Regions from separate parts of the Homo sapiens genome. Here region 2 is linked to region 1. The links are chromatin contacts, found by Hi-C in ENCODE. All regions are on one chromosome and are shown on one strand. Each heading gives the region's core, a stretch centred on a gene start or an enhancer-like site at or near the end of the contact. The rest is flanking DNA. Distances are from core to core; before and after follow the strand shown. Region 1 holds the start of LOC105378230 (a long non-coding RNA gene). Region 2 has its middle 16 kb from the start of SPARC.

Evidence for each region. Hi-C counts contacts between places; a loop is a spot of excess contacts on that map. Pooled maps may share reads with other maps.
Region 2: a loop to region 1 is called in a map with no recorded cell type, with 4 times the contacts of the local background. The contact joins two enhancer-like sites. A Hi-C loop is called at or near these places in 5 of 37 single-sample maps with no recorded cell type and 2 of 50 pooled maps.

Annotation. Positions count from the first base shown.
Region 1 is chr5:151,211,276-151,218,277 of GRCh38, reverse strand. All of the region lies in intron 1 of CCDC69 (coiled-coil domain containing 69), which reads left to right. LOC105378230 (a long non-coding RNA gene) reads right to left here and starts at 6,144. Exons shown (of 4, transcript NR_160730.1): 1 at 6,019-6,144; 2 at 5,389-5,519. RefSeq lists enhancers at 3,331-3,390, 3,741-3,790, 4,571-4,650, 4,661-4,710, 5,421-5,610 and 2 more. Within about 2 kb of position 2,882, at least 11 of the 41 ENCODE cell types and tissues checked have a DNase peak (open chromatin) inside an H3K27ac peak, as active enhancers do.
Region 2 is chr5:151,699,863-151,706,864 of GRCh38, reverse strand. It overlaps the pseudogene RN7SKP232. Among named protein-coding and RNA genes, the nearest start is that of SPARC, 16 kb to the right of the region's middle. RefSeq lists an enhancer at 6,585-7,002. Within about 2 kb of position 4,392, at least 4 of the 41 ENCODE cell types and tissues checked have a DNase peak (open chromatin) inside an H3K27ac peak, as active enhancers do.

The DNA.
Region 1 (7,002 bases), core at 1,633-4,132:
CCTTGGCAGAGAAAAGGAGCAAGAGAAGATCCATCCATCTTTAGCAGATCTAAACCCATCCATTACCTGAAGACAAGCCATCCTATTTGTCTTGCAAGGTGAATCTTAATCCCTAAAAATAGTTTATCTTGTGTCACCTTATTTTCAAATCTGAACCTTCCAGAACATCTAGGCCAAACACTGTACTATACCTAAAACAGCCATCCACATCCATGCATCCCCCCAAGACAAGTGATATGCAGTCTGACCTACTTCCAGATTTCCTCCTCTCTGCAATGGAGTTTTTTTTCACTGAGTGTACAATGACCTTTGTGGCTTTCCTCGCCATTTTCTACTGCCCCATGTGACCCTGCCCCTGTGCCTTCCTTAAGGAAATGGCCTGGACATCAGAAAAGCTGTTACCTTTACTGGATTCAGTAATGTCCCCTCCTACATTTACATTCACCCAGAACCTGTAAATGCGACATTATTTGAAATAGGGTCTTTGCAGGGGCCATTGAGTTAAAATGAGGTCACATTGGATGGGCCCTAATCCAGTGACTGGTGTCCCAACAAGAAGAGGGAAATTTGGACACAGACACACAGGGAGAAGAGCAGGGAATGAAGTGACACATCTCCCAAGCCAGAGAACGAAGGATTGCCAGCACCCACCAGGATCTGGGAGAGAGGGAGGTAACAGATCCTCCCTCAGAGCCTCCAGAAGAGCCAGCTCGGCTGATACCTTGAATTTACACTTCTAACTTCCAGAACTGTGAGAGAATACATTTCTGTTGTTTTCAGCCACCAAGTGCGTGGTAATTTGTTACAGCAGCTTTAGGAAACTTTCATATCGCAAGGTTAATTGCTCCTTACCCACCCTCTCACCCCCAGCCCCAAGTTGCCAGCAATCAAAAATGACAGCAAGAACCCAGTGCCTCCCTTTGGAACCCATCTTGGCAGCAGAAGAGGCAGCACTGTAAACAAGGAGGTGCCTGGACAGGGCCCATTGCTTTTGGACACCAGCAGCTGCATCTGTAGAGGAAAGAGCACTGGACTGGGAGTCAAGAATGGGGCCTACTTCTTTATATTTTTTATTGATATATAATATTTTACATACTTCTCAGGTACATATGATATTTTGTTAGGTGCATAGACTGTGTAATGATCAAGTCAGGGTATTTGGAGTTTCATCACCTCGAGTATTTATCATTTCTATGTGTTGGGAACGTTTCAAGTCCTCTCTTCTAGCTATTTTAAAGTATACAGTTCATGGTTGCTATGGAACATTAGAATGTAGTCCTTCCATCTGGCTGTATGTTTGTATCGTTTGACCAGCCTTTCTTCATTCCCCGCACCCCACACACACGTCCTTCCCAACCTCTGGTATTCATCATTCTAACAATGGGTCCACTTCTGCCTCTTTTGCTAACTATTCTCTTCCCCAGCCTTGATTTCTCTGTCTGTACCTTGACTCTGGGGGAGGCTTTCAGGTTCCAAGAGAGGTACCTTTTTCTTGTTGTTGTTAATTTCTTTGTATATAAGTAATTCTTGAATGCGTTGTTGCTTTAAAAATCCTAAGAATTGGCCAGGCGTGGTGGCTCACGCCTGTAATCCCTGCACTTTGGGAGACTGAGGCGGGCGGATCACCTGAGGTCAGGAGTTTGAGACCAGCCTGACCAACATGGTGAAACCCCGTCTCTACTAAAAATACAAAAATTAGCCGGGCGTGTGGCACGTGCCTGTAATCTCAGCTACCCAGGAGGCTGAGGCAGGAGAATCGCTGGAACCTGGGAGGCAGAGGCTGCAGCGAGCCGAGATCGCACCACTGCACACCACTCGCTCTAGGTGACAGAGCAAGACTCAGTCTCAAAAAAAAAAAAAAAAAAAAAAAATCCTAATAATTTAGGTAAAATGTAAAATGGAAGCTACCCTTCCTTGACCACAGTAATTTTAGTCCATTCTCTGGAGATGACAACTGTTATCAGTTTGTGCTTTTCTAGGTACTTTTTCCTATGCATTTTTTTATCATTAGTAATAGTTGGCCGGGCATGGTGGCTCACGCCTGTAATCCCAGCACTTTGGGAGGCTAAGGCGGGCAGATCACCTGAGGTCAGGAGTTCAAGATCAGCTTGGTCAACATGGTAAAACCCTGTCTCTACTAAAAATACAAAAATTAGCTGGGCATGGTGGCACATGCCTGTAGTCCCAGTTACTGGGGAGGCTGAGGCAGGAGAATTGCTTGAACCTGGGAGGTGGACGTTGCAGTGAGCCAAGAATACACCACTGCACTCCAGCCTGGGTGACAGAAAAGAAATAGTTTAGTTTGGATATTGGTATTTTACCAAATGCCTTTCCATCTTTGTACATAAAGGTCTACTTCACTCTCTTAAACATATGAATGAAATGACATAGTATTATGTCCCTGAGTATATCCAGCCAGTCCTCAGTTTACAGCATTTCCCTACTGCAAATGGTCCTGCCCTGAGCATCCTGTGCATCCTCCTTGTCCTCACTAATGGGTACTTATTTCTGTTCACAGTGCTACTGTAGAATTAGGAGCATGCTGCGTGCAACTTGGGAGATGGCTGAGCTCTGTCATTCTCTGCTTTCAGGCAATCCCGCCCTCTCTTTTACAACCACCCTTACACTGTCTGCTGAAGAACAGGGGATGGTGTGGAGGGCTCCAGGTTCTCACCCAGGCCTCCTGAGCAAGGGACCCTCCTTTCCTGCTCTCCAGAGAAGCCCCCTCCATGACCAGAGCTAACAGCTGAGTGTGTCAAACTGCCTCTGCCCTGCCCAGAGCAAACAAGCCGGACAGGATCGACAGAAGATGAGATAGCAAGATGACCTCACTCTGCCCCTTCTTCCCCATCCACAGCATGTCAAAACCAGAAGGGCTCTTACGTATCCCATTGCACAATTCCATGCCATGCAGAGGAGGGTACAGAAGCACAGAAAAGGAAGAGTGTCCACTCAAGGTCACACAGCAAGCAGATGGCAAGCTAGGACCTTGGCTCTGGACTCTCAATTTGCCATTGGACTGTGAGACAGGTATCCAGGCGCTCAGCCTCAGATGGCAAGCTAGGACCTTGGCTCTGGCCTTCCAGTTTGCCATTGGACTGGGAGACAGGTATCTGGGCCCTCAGCCTGTCTCTTTCCCCACCCCCATCCAGCTACTGACACCATTTTCTGTCCAGCTCCTTCAGGGTCCTGCCTGCCAGGCTGACCCAAATGCTAGAAATAATGTCTAGTGCTTTTGCCAGCTCCAGGCCCTCTGAGGCAACCAGAACTAGCAGACACCCTGGGAAGCTGATATGGGACAAGAAAACGGGAGCCCTAGGGAGGAAGAAAATAAATAAGGTGTATTAGAAAGGCTTTCTCTAGGCCTCAGTGTCATCGTCTGTGAAGTGAGGCCTTGCACTCAAGGCCCTTCTGATGCTTGTCTGCTGTGGTCTGGCTCACCAGGTGCAGGGGTATTTAAGAAGGAAGTGGTCCTTTGCTCCCCTGAGACACCTCATCAGTTGGTCAGATAGGAGCAGTGGAGACCACATCCGCCCCTGACTTGTGTGCTCTGGGGGTCCTGCAGGTGTTCAGAGCATAGGCCGTGTCCCCGGTGCAGCGGAGTGGTGCAGCCTGGCACTTCTAACTTTAAGTTGGTTGTACAATCACATTGGACTGTCCTCCAGCCAGTGAGGAAATGTTGACCACACACTATATGATATGAAGGGGATGAATTAAATCTTTAATGTCCCTGGCAGTGTTTGAGTTTCAATGACATCAAATTCAGGCATTACTTTGGCAGAATATCTCTGCCCATCTTAGAGATGGGGAGGCTAAGGCCTGTATTTATGGTGTTCTGTCTGAGCTTCTGTAATTCGGGTGTGAACACTAACATTTCTCAACAGCCCTGATCATTTAGGCCCCGCCCTTCCTCCCCGAAGGCCCTGGAGTGGGGCCCCTTGGGCCACACTCCCCGCCTCCTTCCTGCCTCTACCCTCGGCCAATAGGCTCTGACTGTGGTTACTTAGATCCCAGCACTAGTGGTGCTGGGCCAGACACCGGAAAGGCAGCTCTGATATTGAGGAGGGTGTGACCTGAGCCCCTTGAGACTTAGAATCACCTCTCCCCTACAGGCTCAGCTACTCAGATAAAGCTGACCCTGGCATCAGGGGGACGGAAAGGACTCTAGCCTCAGCTGTGAGTCTGGATTCTCCCCAGGGCTCTGCTTCCCTGCTTTGCAGCTTCTGACAAGTTATCTGCCCACCCACCTCTGGGCCTCAGCTTTTCTATCTGGAAAAAGGAGGTGGGGATTGGAGTCAGCTGCCTCCTGGGGCCCTTCCAACCCTGCTCTGGGTTCCCGTAAGCCTTCCTCAGCCAGGATAGGTGTGATAGAACTACATGCTCAGAGGAAGCCAGGCCTGTGATGTATGGGACACGGAGGAGCTGGGTGAACTCTTAAGGAGTCTTCTTTAATTACTAAATTCTCTAAGTTAAGCAGGAACAATGAGGACACAAAGCACTTAATCAGAAATACACAAGCCTTGAAGGCTGACAAACAGAATGGAGTGATGGCTCCCAAAGAGGGCTAGCTCAAGTCTCTGCAGGACAGGCTGAACCTCCCTCAGGGCTACTCTTACCTTCCATCCTACTAGGATTCCCAAGGTAGGGAATAGCTGGGCGGCTTCTATCCAAGTTGCTTCTGCCTAATTCACTCTTGCCTGGTGAGGCTCAGAATTTGAGGGTAGTTGGCCGGGCATGGTGGCTCACGCCTATAATCCCAGCACTTTGGGAGGCCGAGGCGGGTGGATCACTAGGTCAGGAGATTGAGACCATCCTGGCTAACATGGTGAAACCCCATCTTCACAAAAAATACAAAAAAAAAAAAATAGCCGGACATGGTGGTGGGCACCTGTAGTCCCAGCTACTCAGGAGGCTGAGACAGGAGAATGGCGTGAACCCAGGAGGCAGAGCTTGCAGTGAGCCGAGATCACGCCACTGCACTCTAGCCTGGGCAACTGAGCAAGACTCCGTCTCAAAAAATAAAAAATAAAAAATAATTTGAGGGAAGTTTAGGGGTCTATCCCAAAGGCTTGAGTATGTGACTACAGCCATTCACCCCAAAATGCTGCTCCCTGAATAGCATTCAACAGAGCTCCCTGAGGTTCCATTAATGCTGGTGGTCTTTACATGCCATGTAGTAGATAATTTCTTTATGCTTACCAGAGGCTTTCACTTGCCGAACATCAGTGATGCTTTTTAGAATTATAGACTGTTAGAGTTCAGGGTTCTAAAAGATCACCAGTCCAATCTACAGCATGAAGTTTGACTCTCCAACCTCTTCTTGCATGCTACTAATGATGGAGCGCTCACTTCCACCACGATTCCCCACCCTCCAATGAGGCAGCCTACCAGTTTGTGATGGTTCTGAAATTTTTCTTCATACTGAACTGAAACTTCTGGAACCTCCTCATGCTTGGCCACAATCCTGTCCTCCAAGGCTGTAGATGACACGCCAGCAGCTTCTACCCATGACATTCCTGCTGAGATTTGAAGACAATATCAGGTCTTCCTGCCTGTTCTCAAGGCTGACCAACTCTTGTTCTGTTAACAGCCCCTCCTATAATTTGGTTTTGAGCCACCTCCTACATCCTGTCGGTTTCTTTGGGACGTCTTCCAGTGTGTCAGTTTACCCTCTAAAATGAGAGTATACTCTAGAGCATCTCACCAGCCCCAATCTGAGCTCATGTGGCTCTCCATGGCTCTGGACACTGTCTTCTCATTCTACCCTGACTCTGTCTGCTTTTGACAGCTGTGTCCTACTATCTCAGGTTTGCTTCAGGTTGAACCTACTGCAGGGCTCTGGTCTGCTTGACAGCAAGGATCTAGGCCCCAAAGCTGTGAGTGTCACCTGGGTATAGGGGCTCTATTTCCAGCCTTCTTAGGAGAAGGGCTGCCCTGGAGCTCAGGAGGACTGAAGAGAGCATCTGTTCCAGCCCTGACCCTTCACAGATGGGGAAACTGAGAAGGAACATGACTTACCTAAAGGCACACAGTAAAGCTGGAATTGAGTCTCCTGGCCTCAACCCCAGGCCTGGGTTCTCCCTGCATCCTGTACTGCCGGCAGCCTCCTCTGCAGCTTTCTTGCTACCAAGTTTCCGTTGACTCAGGAAGCTGTCATCCCTCTTCCAGAGTGTAGTCCGGATACCCCACCCCAGCCCTATGCTCCCCACCCCTCTTTTGGAAGGGAAAATTCTTATGTCCCCCTCCCAACTCCCCCCCCCACCACCACCACCCACGCACACACTGCAGGTGCCGTCTGCTCCATGACCTCTGAGGAGGAAGTGGTCAGGACCCCAACCTGGGGATTTTCCACTCAGTAGTTGCTTGTTGAGACCTACCTAGCTCAGGGTCACATGTCCTCAGGCTTTTGTGTGCACTAGGATCATCTGGCTAGACTGCTAAAGATGGAGATTCCGGCCAGGCGTGGTGGCTAATGCCTGTAATCTCAGCACTTTGGGAGGCTGAGGTGGGTGGATCACTTGAAGTCAGGAGTTTGAGACCTGCCTGGCCAACATGGTGAAACCCCGTCTCTACTAAAAATACAAAAATTAGCCTGGTGTGGTGGTATGTGCCTGTAATCCCAGCTACTCTGGAGGCTGAGGCAGGAGAATTGCTTGAGCCTGGGAGGCAGAGGTTGCAATTGAGCCAAGATCGTGCCACTGCACTCCAGCCTGGGCAACAGAGCCAGACTCCATCTCAAAAAAAAAAAAAAAAAAAAAAGCAGATGCAAATTCCCAGCACACATACTGTAGGTCTAGAATGCAGCCTGGACATTCGTGTTAAGCAAGCTTTCCAGGTGGCTCTAGTACAGGAGGTCCATAGACCACATTCCTAAGAAATACTGTTCTGGGCATCATAACATACTGGGGCAAGTCCAATACAGATTTCAAAATCCTGTCCTTCAGGAGCCCTTTGGGCTAGCAGGAGAGACAGACAGCTAACCAGATGTAGATACTCTCAGGG
Region 2 (7,002 bases), core at 3,143-5,642, 490 kb before region 1:
TTTATTTTTCTTTTCTTTTTTTTTTTTTTGAGACGGAGTCTCACTCTTTCGCCCAGGCTGGAGTGCAGTGGCACGATCTTGGCTCACTGCAACCTCCACCTCCCAGGTTCAAGCAGTTCTCTGCTACAGCCTCCCAAGTAGCTGGGATTACAGGTGCCCACCACCACGCCCAGCTAATTTTTGTATTTTCAGTAGAGACAGGGTTTTACCATGTTGGCCGGACTGGTCTTGAACTCCTGACCTTGTGATCCACGTCTCTCGGCCTCCCAAAGTGTTAGGATTACAGGCGTGAGCCACTGTGCCTGGCCAAGTCTTTTTTTTTTTAGACAAGGTCTTGCTCTGTCACCCAGGCTGGAGTGCAGTGAATGGCTCATTGCAGCCTCCTACTCCTGAACTTAAGGGATTCTCCTACCAGATCCTCCACAGTAGCTGGGACTACAGGTGGGCACCACCAGACTTAGCTAATTTTCTTATTTTTTTGCAGAGACAGGGTCTCACTGTGTTGCCCAGGCTGGTCTTGAACTCCTGAGATCAAGCAATCCTCCTGCCTTGGCCTCCCAAAGTGCTAGGATTAGAGGGGTGAGCCACCATGCCTGGCCTGCACTTGCACTTGACTAGTCTTAAAAAAAAAAAAAAAAAAGAATAAAGAATAGCCTTTTCCAAGGCTTCTGATCATAAAGAGGAGAAAGTCTTAGTTTGGAGCTAATAAGTTGCTAACACCTTTCTAACACTTGCTAATCTTTCCTAGAGCCCTCACAACTAACAGCATTAATTAATTAATTTTATTTTATTTTATTTTATTTTTAGATGGAATCTCGTTCTTTTGCCCAGGCTGGAGTGCAGTGGGTGTGATCTCAGCTCACTGCAACCTCCACCTCCCAGGTTCCAGGGATTGTCCTGTCTCAGCCTCCTGAGTAGCTGGGATTACAGTCGCCCGTCACCACGCCCAGCTAATTTTTTGTATTTTTAGTAGAGATGGGGTTTTGCTATGTTGGCCAGGCTAGTCTCAAACTCCTGACCTCAAGTGATCCGCCCGCCTCAGCCTACCAAAGTGCTAGAATTACAGGCATAAGCCACCATGACTGGCCCTAATAGCATTAATTTAATTTGATATTGTTATATTGTTTTATAAATATTTTCAAGCACACCCCAAAGAGAATAATATAATTAAGCTTCCATGGACCATCACCTAGCTTGAATTACTATCAACCTTCTATCAGTTTATTTTACATACCCACCCCCATCACATACCTTTTCCCAGGAGTAATTCAAAATAAATCCCATATATTATATCATGATACCCATAAATATTTCAGTATCTATAGCTAATAGATAAGGTCTTTCTTTTCAACATAGCCACATCGCCCTCATCTCATCTAACAAAATTAAAGTAGTTCCTTAATTAGCCATCTGTGGTGCTGCACGCCTGTAGTCCTAGCTATGGAAGGCTGAGACGGGAGGATTGCTTGAGCCCAAGAGTTTGAGGTCAGCCTGGGCGACATTGCAAGGCAAGGCCTCTAAAAAAACAGGAGAAAAAAGTAATCCCCTAATATCATTCGATACTCAGTCTGTGTTCAAATTTTCTGTTTTCTGAAAAATGCCTATTTAAATTTAGTTGCCTTGAATCAGGCTACAAAGAAGCTCGTGCTTTACACTGTATTCTTTTTTTTTTTTTTGAGACAGAGTTTCACTCTTGTTGCCCAGGCTGGAGTGCAATGGCGCGATCTTGGCTCACTGCAACCTCTGCCTCCCGGGTTCAAGGGATTCTCCTGCCTCAGCCTCCCAAGTAGCTGGGATTACAGGTGCCAGCCACCACACACAGCTAATTTTTGTATTTGTTAGTAGAGACGGGGTTTCACCATGTTGGTCAGGCTGGTCTTGAACTCCTGACCTCAGGTGATCCACCTGAAGTGCTCCCAAAGTGCTGGGATTACAGGCTTGAGCCACCACCGCGCCCGGCCTACACTTTATTCTTATGGTTCATTTAATCTATTAGAGATCCTCCCTTCACTCCCCACCTTTTGTCATGCCATTCATTTATTGAAGAAATCATGTTATTTGTCTTGCAAAATTCACCATATTCTGGTTTGGCTGATTTAATTCTTGTGTTTTTAGACACATTTCTCTATTCCTTTGTATTTCCCATAAACTGGTAGTTACACTCAGGTTAATTTCTTTTGCCATAAGTACTTCCTATGTCATGGTGTGCACATTTTATTACATCACACCATGAAGAACAAGATGTCTCTTTGTCCCACACTTAGTGATGTTAAGATTATTGAATTCGGATGTGAGGACGATCTGGCTACGATATGTGTCACCTCATTGACCGCCAGGGTTGATTTGGCTGCTCTGGCTGGCTAGGCAGGTGTCCCTGTCCTTCCTCACCACTCCATGCACGTCCCCCTGAAGCTGAGTGCTAGGTCTGAGAGGATGACCATCCCAGACAGAGCTGGACTGGTCTTCAGTCAAGGGTGTACAAACAGCTGCACTCCCCTGCTAGAACCTCCAAACAAACTATCAAGATTATTGAACTGGTTCAAGTACTGTTGTCCTGGCCCATCCATTACATGGTTCCTCATCGACCTCTCATTCCTTAATCGTTACTTTGACCCATTACTCTTAGGGGCTGCAAAATGTTGATCTTCAATTTCTAACAATGCTTCCTCAATGTTTTAAGGAAGAACTTCCCCTTGAGAAAGAAAAGTAGCTCAGAGCTGTCCAAAGAATGTGGAGTGTGCAAAATTTATCAGGCTGTGAGAGACCATGAGTATGAGACAGTCTTGACACCCACCCCCTTCCACTCCCATTTTCCAGGGACAATTGTTTAAAGGCATTTTTTTCTTTCTTTCCTTCACCAAAGCTTCCAGACTAGTTGATAAATAACCTAAACTGTTACCATAAGTTGCACTATGTGACCTTTACCCATTATCTTTATGTTCCTGGAATTTGTGGTGCAAAAGAACGTTGTATAGCCAATCAATAGCTTATGTTATTTTAATGTAAATTTAATTATACAAAACACTTAATAGTTCCAAAGTTAAAACTATATAACAAAGTAATCAGAGAACACTAGCTTTTTATCAACAACATTTTCTCTCTCCCTAAGGTAACCATCTCTATTAATTTTTAGTTTTACCTTTCAGTTGCTTCTTTTTGGGTATGTGAGCAAATGCACATGTGCATGTTTTTATTTTTCTCTCTCTTGCAGTCTAAACATTGCTCTGCACTTTGTTTTTAATGGTTTGTTCACTTTTTACTAATATTCCCTGAAGCTCATTCTATAGCATTATATAAAAATTATTCATCCCTTTTTACATTTGGTTAGAACGTAATAGCATAATTGTATTATCACTGTCAATTACTTTCTCTTTATGACAAGTGTATCAGCCAGGTTCCTGGCAGAAAACAGATGGCACTTTCAAAATGGGTAATCTGAGAATTTCATCAAGGGACTATTTATAAAGATGTGGGCCCTGTGTATGTAAATCACAAGGACAGTGCAGTCCTCTAGGGACAGCTGCAGCAAGGTGCCTGAGGGGTAAGGGAGAGTGGGTACTAGAACCAGAGAGAGGGCCAAGGAACAGGAGCTCAGCCCTTGGGTTGAAGAACACAGCCAGTCTGCTGTGATCCTCTAGGGAAGGGGATGGGGAAAGAAAGATTCTAACTTCACTCTTGTTTCTCCCTCTTCCCAGTCGCCTACTGATGCTCCCCACTGGCCAATCCCAGATGGAAACAGAGGCCATGGGAGCTCATGGGTGTGGGCCATAAGGTCAGCCCCTCTGGCCTAGAGAGCAGTTGGGGAGGGGCAGAGAGTGGATCTGAGGGGATATGTGGACACACTTGGCAAATTATACTCTTTTTTCAGTGTTATGATATAAGGTTTTCTTTAAGTTAAATTTATTTAGATTAAAAAAAAGTTGAAATTAAGTAATTCTGTAGGTGTTATGAGGATATGGCAACAAAGGTAAAGATGGTACCAGATGACTGAAGTCTCAGAAGTCCTGCTCTGGACCACTACTCCTTCTATTTTAGATATTGGCCTCCCCTCCCTCCTGCCCCTTCCCTGGCTGCCTTTCCCGTGGCCCTTTGAGAGCCTCTGAGAAACATTACGGAATGATATTTTTAATTGGAAAGCACAGGAGAGGCCCAGAAGAGTCCTTGGGTGAAGGGGTTGGCGAGCCTCTGAAATGGATCTATATACTCCCGGGCATCCCACGGCACCGGGCCCCACCCAGACCCACTCCCGTGGCTGCCCTCCCATGAGCACAAGGTGGCTTTCTTATTTTTTGGCCAGCTGAGCGGCTGAGGGAAGCTGGATGCCGCCTGCCTTTGGGGCCAAAACTCTGGGCTGGAAACTGAAAATGACCTTAAGGTGTAAATATCCCAGGCCTGGATTCAGTCCAAGCTGCACTTGGCCCTCACAAGCCAGTCATATAGCCTGAGGGGCTAAGAATGATCTCAGAGAGCCAAGTGCAGTGGCTCACGCCTGTAATCCCAGCACTTTGGGAGGCTCAGGCAGGCAGATCACGAGGTAAGGAGTTCGAGACCAGCCTGGCCAACATGGTGAAACCCCGTCTCTACTAAAAATACAAAAAAAAATTAACTGAGCATGGTGGCACTCACCTGTAGTCCTGGCTACTCGGGAGGCTGAGGCAGGAGAATCGCTTGAACCCGGGAGGTGGAGGTTGCAGTGAGCCAAGATCATGCCACTGGACTCCAGCCTGGGCAACAGAGCGAGACTCCATCTGAGAAAAAAAAAATTGTCTTGTGTGTTTATTTATGGGCCTGTTCTCTATTGCCTTCTCCCCAGAATGTAAGTGCCATGAAAGCAGGGACCTCGTCTGTCTTTGTCTCCACTGTAGCTCTTGTGCCTCACACAATACCTACATTTGTTTCACAGTGATGATGTTTCCATTATCAATAACTCACCATAGGAATTTTATATTTGTTTTACCATAATTTTAAAAATCAGCCTTAATAGTTACAAAAATTAGAAAGTTTAAGAAATAATGTTACAGTTAATTTTCAAGAATTTTACTGACTCCCACAGCGCTTGGATTACAGGTGCCAGCCAGTGTACCTGTCCTTGCTTTCTTGATGTTTTCTCTCTCTAGTGGTTTTGCTTCTTTCACAGTCTCTCTTTGCCTTTCCCTCTATGACTATTTTAAAAATGTAAAATGGGCTGGGCATGGTGGCTCACACCTGTAATCCCAGCACTTTGGGGGACGGAGATAGGAGGATTGCTTGAGCCCAGGAGTTCAAGAGCAGCCTACGCAACATAGTGAGACCCCCTCCCCCGCATCTCTATAATAGTAAAAAAATAGCTGGGCCTAGTGGTGTGCATCTGTAGTCCCAGCTACTCTGGAGGCTGAGGAAGGAGGATCACTTGAGCCTGAGAAGTCAAGGCTGCAGTGAGCCATGATCGCACCACTGCTCTCTAGCCTGGGCGACAGAGTGACACTCTGTCTCAAAAAGATAAAAATTAAAATAAAAAATAAAAGTATAAAATAACACATGATTATATTCTCATAAGAAATTGAAGTGCCTGCACAGTGGCTCACGCCTATAATCCCAGCAATTTGGGAGGTCGCAGCAAGAGCATCACTTGAGCCCAGGAGTTCAAGACCAACCTGGGCAACATAGAGAGACTCTGTCTCTAAATGAAAAAGAAAAGAAAAGAAAGAAATTCAAGATAGAAGTATAAATAAATAAATATAAAAGTCCCTCCCCTTCACCTCCATTTTCACTCCAATGTATCCCTTCCCCAGAGGCTAACATTACTTCTGGTGTTTTGTGCATGCATGGCTGATCTTGATCTCTGCTGCTAGCCTTTCTGTCTCTCTCTCTCTCTCTGACTCTGTGCATGGGTTCACTGGGTCTCAGTCCCTCTAACCTTTGTTTCTTCTGTTTCTCTGTGTGTCTCTTTCTCTGGCCTCTCTCAGTGTCCCTATGTCTCTTTCCCTTTCTATCTCTGCCTCTGCCTCTCACTCTGTCTCTTTCTTCATCTCTGTCTCATTCTATTTCTGCCTCTCTTATCAGAATACAGTTTTTAACAGTTAAAAACATGACTCATAAAAAATGAATAAAAATGAATAAAAAATGAGCACATGTTAATGATTTTTTTAACCCATTAATGAGGGAATAAGCAGCATGGTAAAGTTGGTTCAAAGAGAATTCAAAAAGAGATTATACAGCTACTGCATTGAAAGAATGCTGGAAAAAGGCTGCTGGGTAATATACAAAACCGGTTAACGCCCTGCAAGGCATTTGCACTGTCACCTCTGGGGTTCTTTTTTTTTGTTTTGTTTCTAATGGACAGAAACCTGCAAGTTAACATGTAACTTCAAAGTCAGAGCCCTCATCAATAGTAGGTAGCACAACCCCTAGAGAAGATGATCCCTGGATGGACTTGTCAGACCATGTTCCAGTCTAACACTGAGAGGACATGCAGTCACCCTTTTGCTTTGTTGCTAAGTTTCAGGTAAGTTTTCTTTGCATTTGTTTCTGTGTCTGTCTCATCTCTCTGTCTCTCTGTCTCCCACCTCTGTCTCTCTCTCTTTTTTTTTTTTTTTTTTTTGAGACGGAGTCTTACTCTGTCGCCAGACTGGAGTGCAGTGGCGGGATCTCCACTCACTGCGACCTCCACCTCCTGGGTTCAAGTGATTCTCCTGCCTCAGCCTCCCGAGTAGCTGGGGCTACAGGCATGCGCCACCACGCCCAGCTAGATTTTTTTTTTTTTGTATTTTTAGTAGAGATGGGATTTCACCATGTTGGCCAGGATAGTCTCGGTCTCTTGACCTCGTGATCTGCCCACCTCGGCCTCCCAAAGTGCGTGAGCCACTGTGCCCGGCCATTCTTTTCTTTTCTTTCTTTTTTTTTTTTTTTGAGATGGAGTCTCTCTCTTTCACCCAGGCTGGAGTACAGTGGCATGGTCTGGGATCACTGAAACCTCCGGCCCTCAGGTTAAAGCGATTCTCATGCCTTAGCCTCCCGAGTAGC